Regions from separate parts of the Mus musculus genome. Here region 2 is linked to region 1. A link is a loop called in an ENCODE intact Hi-C map of the cell type or tissue named here. Cell type or tissue: heart. All regions are shown on one strand. Links, peaks and the distances in the headings refer to the core of each region. The heading gives the core; the rest is flanking DNA.

Region 1 (5,366 bases), core at 190-5,189:
TGAACACTCCTTGACGGGTCCTTCAAGGAATTCTCGTCGCAGAGGTAGGCGCTTTTCCATTAAGCTATGCCCTAGTCGTAATTCCAAGAACTTCAGTTGGCAAATGGAATAAGTTAATGGCTGAGATAGCACTCATCCACCGATCTTCACTCCCTAGCGCATCTTCACACACCCACTGCTTCATGATGCCTGTTAACAGGGACTTGGATGCAGCTGGCCATGCCTCTTGGCTCCGAAGGCTCTCCTCATGGGCACACATTGCTTGGGGGCCCTGTCTGCATGACGGACTTGTGCGCAGCCAGTTTTCAGGTTTCTTGCACAGTCAGCCTTAGGGGGGCTCAGCACCTGTGCTGTTCCCTCCCTGCAGCCCGAGAACACGTGGGGCTCACAAATACTGACATGGGACAATTAACCGTGATTGCAGCTCACCTGAGCAGGCCCTGCGGGCACTAATTCTACAGTATGGGGAAGGAAAAAGAAAAAATAAAGCCAAGGAGGGACACAAGATGCCTCTGGAGCTCCTCTGCAGCCCACAGATGTCTTCTGAAGACAGGGATTATCCTTAGCAATGGCACTACCTGGGCTCACTATTGAGTTCTTTCAGGGAGGAGTTCTCTTTGTGCAGAAGAGCCTGGCCAGGCTGGGTACAGGAGGATCTGAGCATGCCTCCAGAGGACAGGAACCTCCCAAGCACTGTCTCCCATGCACACCTTACCTCGGACAGAGCCGAAGGGACTTTTTTCTGCTTCTTGAAAGTTGAGGGGCTAATACTCTGGAAGACAGAGGACAAGGCGCTGCCCGAGGAAAAGCGGGACGAGGACAGTGGGAAGCTCATGCTGACTGGACGCTCTGCAGAGGTGAGAAGCCAGGGGAAGGGTTGTCTGGAGTGCTGGCTCAAGTCCCTCCAAGGCTCATGGGGGTGCGGGTGGGAGGAGACGGGCCCAGGATGGCTGGCATGCCCCTTCCTGCTGATGCTGAGCAGAGGCTCTGGGGCATGGTGGCATTTTCCCAGGACATTGAACAGTTGTCCTGGATCCACCAGCAGGACTATGCTTCCTCTGGGTGTGGCTTCAAGAAGGCCCAAGATACATCTGCTGTCTCTCTGGCCTGATACTTCTGGGCACAGCCTGTCACTTAAGTACCAAGTCTCAGGGGTCAATTCAGCTTCTAGGGGACTCTCTCTCTCTCCTTTCCTGACTCCCAAGCCCCTCCCAAGCAGCCTCCCAAACCTGCCACAAAATTCCAAAGACAGCAGGCTCATGGAATATTCATAGAAGCCCTACAGAGAGCTGGGGAGATGGCTCAGCAGTTAAGAACATATCTGCCTTATTTTGGCCTTCAGGGGTACCTGCACCCACATGCATATAACCATATAGACAAATATCGAATAACCCCAAAGAACCATCCATGGCGGACAGCCACAGCAGCCCTGCCTTCATAGGGACAGAGCAGCTGTCAGGTTCCCATGGAACCCAGGTCTTGAGCCTTGGCCTCCCCAGGGGGCTGCCTTTATGCAGAACCTCATCTCTCTTCTTCTGGAGAAAGCAGATTCAAGCAGGAACCCGGGCCATAGAGGCATCATGAGAACTTGGGGAGAAGCCACCAGGCCTGAAAGAAGGCAAGGGCCTTGTAAAGTTACCTCTCATGGAGCCTGGGACAGGCCCATTCCTCAACTTCAGCTCCCGGAAGCAGCCATCACAGACCTTGGCCATCCTGTTCTTGAGGCACTTCAATGGGTACTTGTTTCGAGAGCAGTTCCGGCACACAATCTGACGCCATGTTGAGAACACACATTTAAGCTGTCAGTCACCCTCTCAGTTTAGCCCAGCCCTCACCTCCTCCAGGCAGCCCCAGGACCCTAGCTGCTCTGTGTCACACGGGCCCCTGCTCTTCCAGCCTGGGCTGTAGAATGTCTCTGAGCAAGCGCCTGCTTTTCTGAAGAGCTGTGCTCATAACCATAAGATAACACTCCCCTCCAGTGACCATAATGGTGAGTTCTCCCGTGTTATTAACATGGTGTGGCAGAAAGGCCTGGGACTGCCATGATCAGTGGATTTCAGTGATACCGACAGGAACAAGCTCTACCTCTCAGGCTGGCCTTGAATTCATCTTCCTCTGGCCCCCTGAGCTCCACAAGCAGGAACATGTCCCCATCCCCTCCCCAAGCACACCTTCCCCCCAGTCTGTCACTCACCTTGCCGCAGGCATGGCAGTGGTGGCGCCTCACGGTGAGGGAGAAGTCACAGCCGCAGTTCATGCACATCATGGCATGAGTGACAGGCACCAGGGTGGGGAGCCTCTCACCGAGGCTGATCCCCAGCCTTTCCCGGATCTGCGGCAGCCAGCAACCACAGTCAGGAGAGAGGCCAAGGGACAGTTGGGGAAGTGCAGCCCCTTTCTCCCTAATTCGGAGTCAAGTCTACTCTGTCCCCTGGTCTGCTTGCCAGACTGCAGGGCATGCTCCTGGGTTGAACTGTGGTGCCACGCTCTAACAGAAGCATGGTAGGCGGGACCGATGAGGGTGTTGCCAGGGCCCCGAGGACAGGAGGAACTTGTCTCTGTGAGGAGGATATGGCAGGACCCACCCTAGGAACCCTGGAGTGGCCCCCACTCACCTCCACACTGTGGTGGAAGGCAGCCAGGGCCTGAGTCTTGTAATCCTCCGGAAGGGCTCTGCTCAGACAGTAGTGCCACTCGTCCCGCTCCGCGCAGGAGCTGTCGGCACAGACTCGGTGAGCCAAGGTGCTGTGGCTCTGCTTGGCACCCTCTCTCTTGCTGCGAGTTCAGCAGCCTCTGGGCCCTAGTTGAGCCCCAATGTCCAAGCCCAGGAGAAAGCTGGGTAGATATTCTTAGTGCCCACTAGGTGTCGCCCTCGCCCTGCACTGGAGCATCCCACAGCCTGGGCAGGGAGAAGGTGCCACTTTGGCCGGCAGTAAGGTAGGCAGCCAGGGTGACACTGCTTAAAGGGAATGTATAATCCCCCTCCAGTGGGCAGATATATCAATGGCAGCTGGTACTCCAGGCCATAGGACAGGCAGGAGCAGACAATCGGTGTAGTCTGTCACCAGAAGCTACACACTGAGCCACAAGGCATCAGGCAGAGAGGAGAGGTGGTGGAGCTATCCCAGGAATCACTACCTACAGGAAGTCTTCCCTCTCCCTTGTGGGACCCCCTTTGTCTCTTCTATATTACAGCAAACAGGTGCCATCTACATACATGGGGCTCTCTCCAGACCCCAGATCGACCGGCACCTTGGTCTTGCATTTCCTAACTCCTAGCCTGGGAGAAATAGATTTTGTTTATCAGACAACTGGCTCATGTTGTTTTAAGTACAGCATCCTTCCACCTACCAAGAGCCTCCCCAAAAGACGACGGAATGGTCAGAGATGGGCAACCACTCATCACTTCCCTTTTGTCCTGTCGAGAGTGCCAAGGCTGACAGCCCACTGAGCACACGACACATATGAGTCACCTGAGAACCTCATGCTGAGACAATCATCTATAACATTTTTTAATGAGATACTTTCATGGGGCCTACAGACCTCTGGGCATAGGAGCTGGCATTTATGTTTGGTTTTGTGCTGCTGAAGCCTGAACCAGGGCCTTAGTATGTCAGCCAGACACGCTATCACTGAGATAAGCCCCAAACCTCAGGAGTTCTTCTTTTCTTTTTTCTTTTAGTTATTGCTTTCTATTTGCACGCACGTGTGTACGTGTGTGCATGCATGTCCATGCCTGTGTGTTTTGTGTGTGTTGCGTACACGTAGATATGAGTGAGGAGGTCAGAGGTCAACTTCAGGTATTTTGCTCAATTCTTAACTTTATCTTCATCTTAAAATATTTATCTTCATCTTAAAATATTTATTTTTTTGTATGTTATGCCTGCGTATCTAAGTGTCGTATGCCATGGCGGCCAGCAGAGGGCACTGCAGCTAGAGTATGGCTCCCCATACCTTGCAGACAGTGTCAGACAAGACTCAGGAGTTTCGATCTTCAGAGCATAGGGCACTTTGTCCATCACAGGGCGGCTGACCTGCCAGGGAAACCAATAGCATCTGTTCAGGGTGGGAGGGGGAGGAGCACGGACAGCTTTGTCCACTGCTAGTGGCTGGTAGTGGCTGGACAGGGTTCTGACCAGCATGGATGCTTTCATTCCCAGCTGTCCTGCCTTCTCATCTCAGCATTTCCTTCTCAGGCACCATCCTCAGATGGTATCAGAAATAACATTCCAGAATGTTCTCCATCCCAAGAATTCCCCAATGTGCCCACGCACCCTCGTGTTTGAGACCAAGATAAACCATGCTAGTCCACACATCACACATGCAACAGCTGAGACATGTTCAGTGGTGAATGAACCGAGAATATGCACACACATGCGTGCATGAACACACAAACACACACACAGAGGCAGACAGAGATGAGAGAGGCATAAAGATAGAGATACACAGAGAGGTAGAGAGACAGAGGGGGCAGATGTGGGTGCCCAGAAAAGGAAGGAGACTGACCAAACTTCCACACAGAAATCTTGAACACAACACTAAGTGAAGCCAGCCAGCTCCAAGAAGCCAAATGCTGGAACTCTACCCACATGAAGTCATTCAACCAGTTACATTTATAGAGATAGAACAAACAGGACTCAGTGTTTAATGGAGACAGTTTCTGTTTGGGATGATAGAAAGGTTCTAGAGGGTTTTAACAATGTAACCTAAACCTGTTTGTTGGCTCCCTCCAAGCGGTTTCTGCACTTACTGTCCTCCTCCTGGGGTGACCCTTTCCTCTCCATGTCTTATCCACTCTGAGAATATATCATTGATCCCTAGTTGTAGCTGGGCAGCCCCTATGTTTAAACCTGCAGCAGTCCTCACTGAACGCTGTATCCTGGGGCCTTGGTCCTCCGTAGAGAGAAGAAAGGCTGGATCCATCTCCCCAGCATCTTCCCTGTGATGACACGCCTACCCCAGGGTACCTGGTTTTCGATATCTACCTTCATGTTGGCCACTGGCAGCGAGCTCTTCAGCCGGTACTTCCCATCCTTCTGGGGATGTGTGTACAGGAGTGTGTCATTCATCTGCAGAGAAGGCACACAAGTCACACCAGTCCTGGCCCCGAAGGCTGCAGCAAGCTCTATACGTAGCAGGTCCCTGAGCTCTGGGGTGCAGGCAGCCAGTAGTCCTCGGTGCACACCTCATCATGACAATTATACTCCTACAGGAATGCTCAAAAGGACTTGGCACATCTGCCAATGCTCTGGCACCAAGTGTCAGAGAACATTATGTGTCACAGCCCCAAAGGGAGAACTAACCAAATATCCTTTACAGTTGATGGATAAAGAACCGTGGTCCAGTCAGACTGTGAAATACCACAC
Region 2 (5,366 bases), core at 270-5,269, 52 kb after region 1:
TAAAATTAATTCCTTTATGATTTATCATTGGTACTTGATTTGCACATATTTAAATACAGCTATACAGCCAGAGCTGTATAAAAGCATTTCAGGTGAAAAAGAGTCATGAGAGGTGAGCGGATCTCAAGAGGGGGACGGGGTGTGGGCTCAGAGACATCCTCAGGAGTCCTCCTCTCTCTCTCTCTCTCTCTCTCTCTCTCTCTCTCTCTCTCTCTCTCAGGATCCTCCCATTGCAGAGGAAGGGTAGGGTCCTCCCCTCTGGCATCTAGCTGCCAACTTTCAGCTGGGGAAACTGAGGCTCCACTTGCCCTGGCTGTTCCATGAGAGCCCTGTGCTGACCCGTGCAAGTGCCCACCAGGCTACCAGCCTCTCAGACCTAAGCTGGAGCAGAGGACATACATACAGATCTCTTCCTGTGGCCCATTACTGCCTCTTCTGTCTTGGACAAGACTGATGCCTTGGGCAGGGTGCCCATCCTGCAAGGTTTGACAACCCGGGAGGTGCCAGGGTATACAGCATCCACCAAGCAATTGTCACAAAGAGGGCAGGTACCTGGGCATGAGTCTGACACACAGGAACACGAGAGTCACACGTGGCTGGAGCATCACAGCTGAGCAGGGACATAGCTCCATCACACTGACTGAACCCCGAATATGTTGCGACTCAGCCAGAGCACTTCTGAAGGCACAGCTTGAATATGCTGAGACTTGGGCCCAGAAGGTTAAGATGACTCCAGCAGGGCACACACTCTCGTCCTAAGGCTTATCGTTCTGCCCCTGAGAATGGACCAAACACTGGGAACTCTTTGCGGATGAAACTCCTCACACCTACCAGGACCGGTTTGCCACCTCCTCCAGGAAGCCCTCCTTAACCAGATTATCCCGATGAAACTGAAGCGCTGCCCAGCTCATGGGGCCAGGCATTGCAGGACAGCTTATGTTCTTACTTATTTATCCTTTCCTGCACAATGACCCACAATATGGCATAAATTTTAAACCTACCAACCCCCTCCCCGATCTGCCAAGTTCTGCTCCTCTCAGCAGGCCTGAGTTCCACAGCACCCCTCCCACAGAGCATTCTTAGGTTTCTGCAGCCTTCTTTCCCACCGGGCTCTGAACTCCTGTTAGTGCCTCATGTTCAAACCCCACAGTCTCCTGTACTCACCAGATGCTCAATGGGCATCTGCTTACGAGGTATCTCACGAACAACACTCAGCTGCTGTCCTGTGCTCCTGGACACTCCTACATGCACAGCCGGGGATGTATAGGCAAATAATCTGAGCCTGGCACTCGTGGCCTGCTGGTGAGTGGACAGTTGCCCAGACAGCTGCCACAGCCTAGGGAAGCACACCCTGGTCCACCTCCCCCAATACCTTGGTCTAGGACGGACTAAGCGGGCAGCATGCCCAATAGAAGCATAGCTTAGTCACCAGAGAAGGACAGTCCTGGAAAAGGCAACCTAAAGGCCCAGAAGGAGGGCACTCAGTATAGATTGCAGCTGGCATGAGATGCTGGTGGAGGGCACTCAGTATAGATTGTAGCTGGCATGAGATGCTGGTGATTGTGGGGGTGGGGGTGGGGGTGGAAACCTTGTGCTCAGCTCAGGCCTCTCTGCCTTTGTAGCCAAGAAAGGCTTTGGCTTGGAAACGGATTCTGTAATATTCTAGACCTGACGTGTGTTGTGACAGAAGAATAAGAAAAATAACAATAGAATCCCCCCTCAAAAAAAAACAAATTAAGATTAAGTGTGAAAGAAACAGTTTGCAGAGCAAGACTGGATGCCCTTCTGGTGTCATCTAAGTAACAGAGCATGTGCAAAACCAAAATACAAACTGGAGGGGAAGTGGGGGGCCATTAAAAGACCATAGAGCCCATGTTTTGGGGGGATCTTTCCTCAGCCCGCTTCTATTCATGAGCGTGCTTTTTCTTTTCTTAATATACTGTCTACATCTACCCCATGACTACCTCGAAAGACACGACTTCTCCATCTCTCTCCTTGGCAGCTTCTGCGATTCCCCCAAAGTACCTGGATTGTGTTTCTCTCCTAACTCTAACAAAATTGTCCATGGGCTTCCTTTTCATATTCTGAAATTATTTTATTAACAAGACTAAGACCCTTAAAAGGCAACCTCTGTTTCTATGGCAACACCATCAGGTTCTAGCGCTCTGGCCCTGGAAACCTGGAGAGGAGGCACAGAGGGAACAGGTTGGAGGCTGGCCGAGGTCCAGGTGGGGCACAAAGGGATGTGCGTTCATTAGGGAAGGCAGAGGGGCGTGATGGAGTGTGAGAGACAAAGCTGCCGTAGCTCAGTTCAAGTCTGGCCCCAAACATGATGCCTGGTTTTTTTCTCTTATTTTTAGAGAGAATATCTTATAGCCCAGGCTAGCCTTAAACTCTTTATGTAGCTGAGGGTGGCTACATAGAGAGTTTGAATTTCTGATTCTTCTGCCTCTGTCTCTCTAGTGCCAGGATTACAGGAATTTGTTACTATGCCCAATCTATGCATTGTTAGGAGTCTAACCCAGGGTTTCCTGCATGCCAGGCAAGCACACCTCTGACCCCAGCCTCATCTCTCTGGCAAAAGGGCATTCAGTACATCCAAGTAGCTAAGGCATTGTGGAGTTTACTCTCAGGCTTTAGCAGTGCCCGTGTGTAACCGCCACCAGGCCTGTTTTAGACTTTTTAGGGTTTATGGGTTTTTTGTTTTGTTTTGTTTTGTTTTTAAAGTAAGTTTCCACATTCACACCCATCTTAAGGAACTTCTAGGGCATGAAGCCAACCTCACCCCTCAGGTGCTGGGGCTACACAGAGCTGGCCCTGCCTTGCTGCCCTCTAAAACAGGAAAGGAAGGAAGGCAAGGCCCAGTAGTACCAGGGGCACAGATGAGTCCGCTGCTGGGGAGAAAGATGAATGTTCTCTGAGGAACTTGGGTGCTGTCCTTTCAGAAGCGAGAGGCATGGAAGAGGGGTGAGGCTGCTTGTGAAGTGGACTCTCCTTCCAGAGTAACAAAAACCTTCGTCCTTGGGGTGGAAGAGGGGCACCCCGCCCTGGGCTCGAGCACCTCCAGTGCTCAGGGTGGCTGGTTACCCCTCCTCCATCTCCCAGGCCTTGTCCTGCATTTCCTGTAAACACTGACACTTCCTCCCATGAGACTGGCCTAGCAGCCCCTGGGGCCACACCCAGCCGCTTGACAGAACCCAGCACACAATGGCTGGCTGAGGCTCTAGATGGCCACTCCTCATCCCAGGCCTATCCAGGGATCCAGACCAATACTGCCTAACAGCCCATGAGCTCTGGCAGGGGACAGCGACCGCTTAGACCACAGGGGGAATAGCCTATATGGGTGTCCAAAGCCTGGACACTACCCTGTTCCTAGGCATGTGATATTGGACAAGCGTTCTCACCTCTGTGGTGGTAGCACGTGCCTGCCTTGCGTACTGTGTCACTGTTTGGAGTTAGTTAGTTGAGAACATGGTGTTTGCTAGAATTCTGGATTTGAAGTGTTAAGTTCAAGCTCATAGACACTGGTCTCCAGGCCGTCAGCTTCCAGGGACCGATCCATCTGGGGTTGGCTTCTGACCTCGAGGTTCTCTGCTGTAACTTACCCAGTGACCTTGGACAACTACATTTCCCAGTTGTTTCTCCATTTCCTCCTCTCCAAACAGAACCTGGAGCTCTTGCCCTGCCTGCCATCTTGGGAGCTAATGAGAAGTGAGCAGAGAAGCTGACAGGAAACTCATGTCTTTGTGTTGCTCTGTAGCGATAACCAGAGCTCTCAAACCCACCGCCAGCCTCACCTCCCCTGCAGAGCCTGAGATCTCCTGAGCACCTTGTTAAAACAGGGCCACCCAGAGCATCTAGGCTCTAGTTCTGGCTACCACGCACCTGCTTGGCTCATTGCTCCTTATGACGCTGTGGGTTGGACAGAAGCTGACTGCCATGTCACCAACGACATGATATGGACCTGAGATAGTTTACTGAGCCTGGTCCCTTTTGACTTGTCTTAGACCCTAAATAAGGGCTGAATGAACCATCTAAGAATTTCACGGTACTTTGAAGCTTTCAAACACTTCCATACGTCACATTTCTGCTGATTCTCCTGGCTGGAATATACTTCAGGCACCATCACTCCTGACAACGAGAGAGATGAGCCAGAGAGGCCTGTATAAATTATACCAGGACCCAGACCTCTGGCCAGAAGCTGCACCCTGTATTGGGGAACTCCTATTCCCTGCCTGAGCCCTGGAGGATCCTGGACAGCACCCCAGACTACCCTCTGCTGAGGGCATGTTGGGCCATTCTCCCTATACTCCAGAGGAGTCCTAGGGGGCATTCCTGGGGCCTCCAAGGCTGGGCATATGGAAGTAGTTATGAGCTGTGTGGCTAGGTCTGCTTTTTTGGTCAATAATTACTTTGAAATAAGGGTTCTGAGAATTCAGCAACTGTGCCAGCTGGCAGCATCCTTGCCCCACACACCCAGGACAGACCATGACAATACAAGGCTGGGAAAACCACCCATCCCATCGAGAGCATTCTGGCTTGTGATGAAAGAAAGAGCAATGAGCTCAAAACAGATCCCCAGGGCCATGCCTCCCTGAGCCTCGCCGCCTAGGGCCATCTTTCCACCAGATTTGGAAAACCCAAAACCCCATGTGAAACAGCCTCTTCACTGGGAAGATCGTTCTGTGCACCCAGATCCAACTAAGGAAACCAGTTCAGTCCTAGACTCAAGAGAAAGCTGTGTGAACAAGCTCACAGTACGAGTTGGGAGAGCTTCTCTGACCGAAAGGCACCTGAACATGAACAAACAACAGGATGGTGGTCCTGAGTTTCCACCTCGAGCCCTGCCCCATCCTGCACCTCTCTTTTGCCCAACGATAGCCCCTGAGCCACATGTTCCGATAAACCTCAACTGCAGTTAATAGAACCTCATAGCTTCCTACCAGTCTGCTCACCTCTCCCTAGACTTCCCAGTATGAAGAAACTTCTAGAACCTTTTGGGGTGGAAGAGGAACTGCTGAATAAAACCACGATGACGCCACAGCCCTGTGTGTGGAAAGCAAGAGCCCTGCAATGCTGACATACCAGCTGGAGGTGAAACACTCAGCCAGTGGAGCCCGGGACCCAGCACCACCTGCTGCAGGACTACCTCCGCTCCATTCAACCCTCTGGAGCAGAGGCTAGAAGGAATGGCAAAGCCAGCAGAGTGTAGCTGGACCAAACCTTGCCTGCCACCCAACCCCTCCACAGGACACAACTATAGGGTCCTTCTGCCTTCAGAGTCTCCCAATGGAAGGGACAAGGGATGGTGTGGAGAATCAGCAGGATTCTGAACAGGGTCTCCAAGGAACAGGAGAGGGATAAAA

The links. A loop is a pair of places that touch in the nucleus more often than their neighbours do. Peaks named below come from ENCODE experiments on the same cell type or tissue, not always from the same donor. Only the 100,000 strongest peaks of a DNase experiment are listed, where the experiment ranks them.
Region 2: a loop joins it to region 1, with 1.9 times the contacts of the local background. A loop is called at or near these places in 1 of 42 quality-filtered maps.

The regions. Positions count from the first base shown.
Region 1 is chr6:92,064,851-92,070,216 of GRCm38, reverse strand. Fgd5 (FYVE, RhoGEF and PH domain containing 5) reads right to left here. Exons shown (of 21, transcript NM_172731.3): 13 at 4,986-5,069; 14 at 3,955-4,034; 15 at 2,616-2,715; 16 at 2,195-2,332; 17 at 1,640-1,769; 18 at 716-849. Among named protein-coding and RNA genes, the nearest start is that of Nr2c2, 25 kb to the left of the region's middle. In heart, for the core only: CTCF peaks have their summits at 2,853 (motif pointing right), 3,716 and 3,915 (motif pointing right); a DNase peak (open chromatin) is centred at 2,806; H3K27me3 peaks cover 1,992 bases.
Region 2 is chr6:92,012,912-92,018,277 of GRCm38, reverse strand. All of the region lies in intron 2 of Fgd5 (FYVE, RhoGEF and PH domain containing 5), which reads right to left. Among named protein-coding and RNA genes, the nearest start is that of Fgd5, 37 kb to the right of the region's middle. In heart, for the core only: a CTCF peak has its summit at 3,287; DNase peaks (open chromatin) are centred at 3,167 and 4,466; H3K27ac peaks cover 199 bases.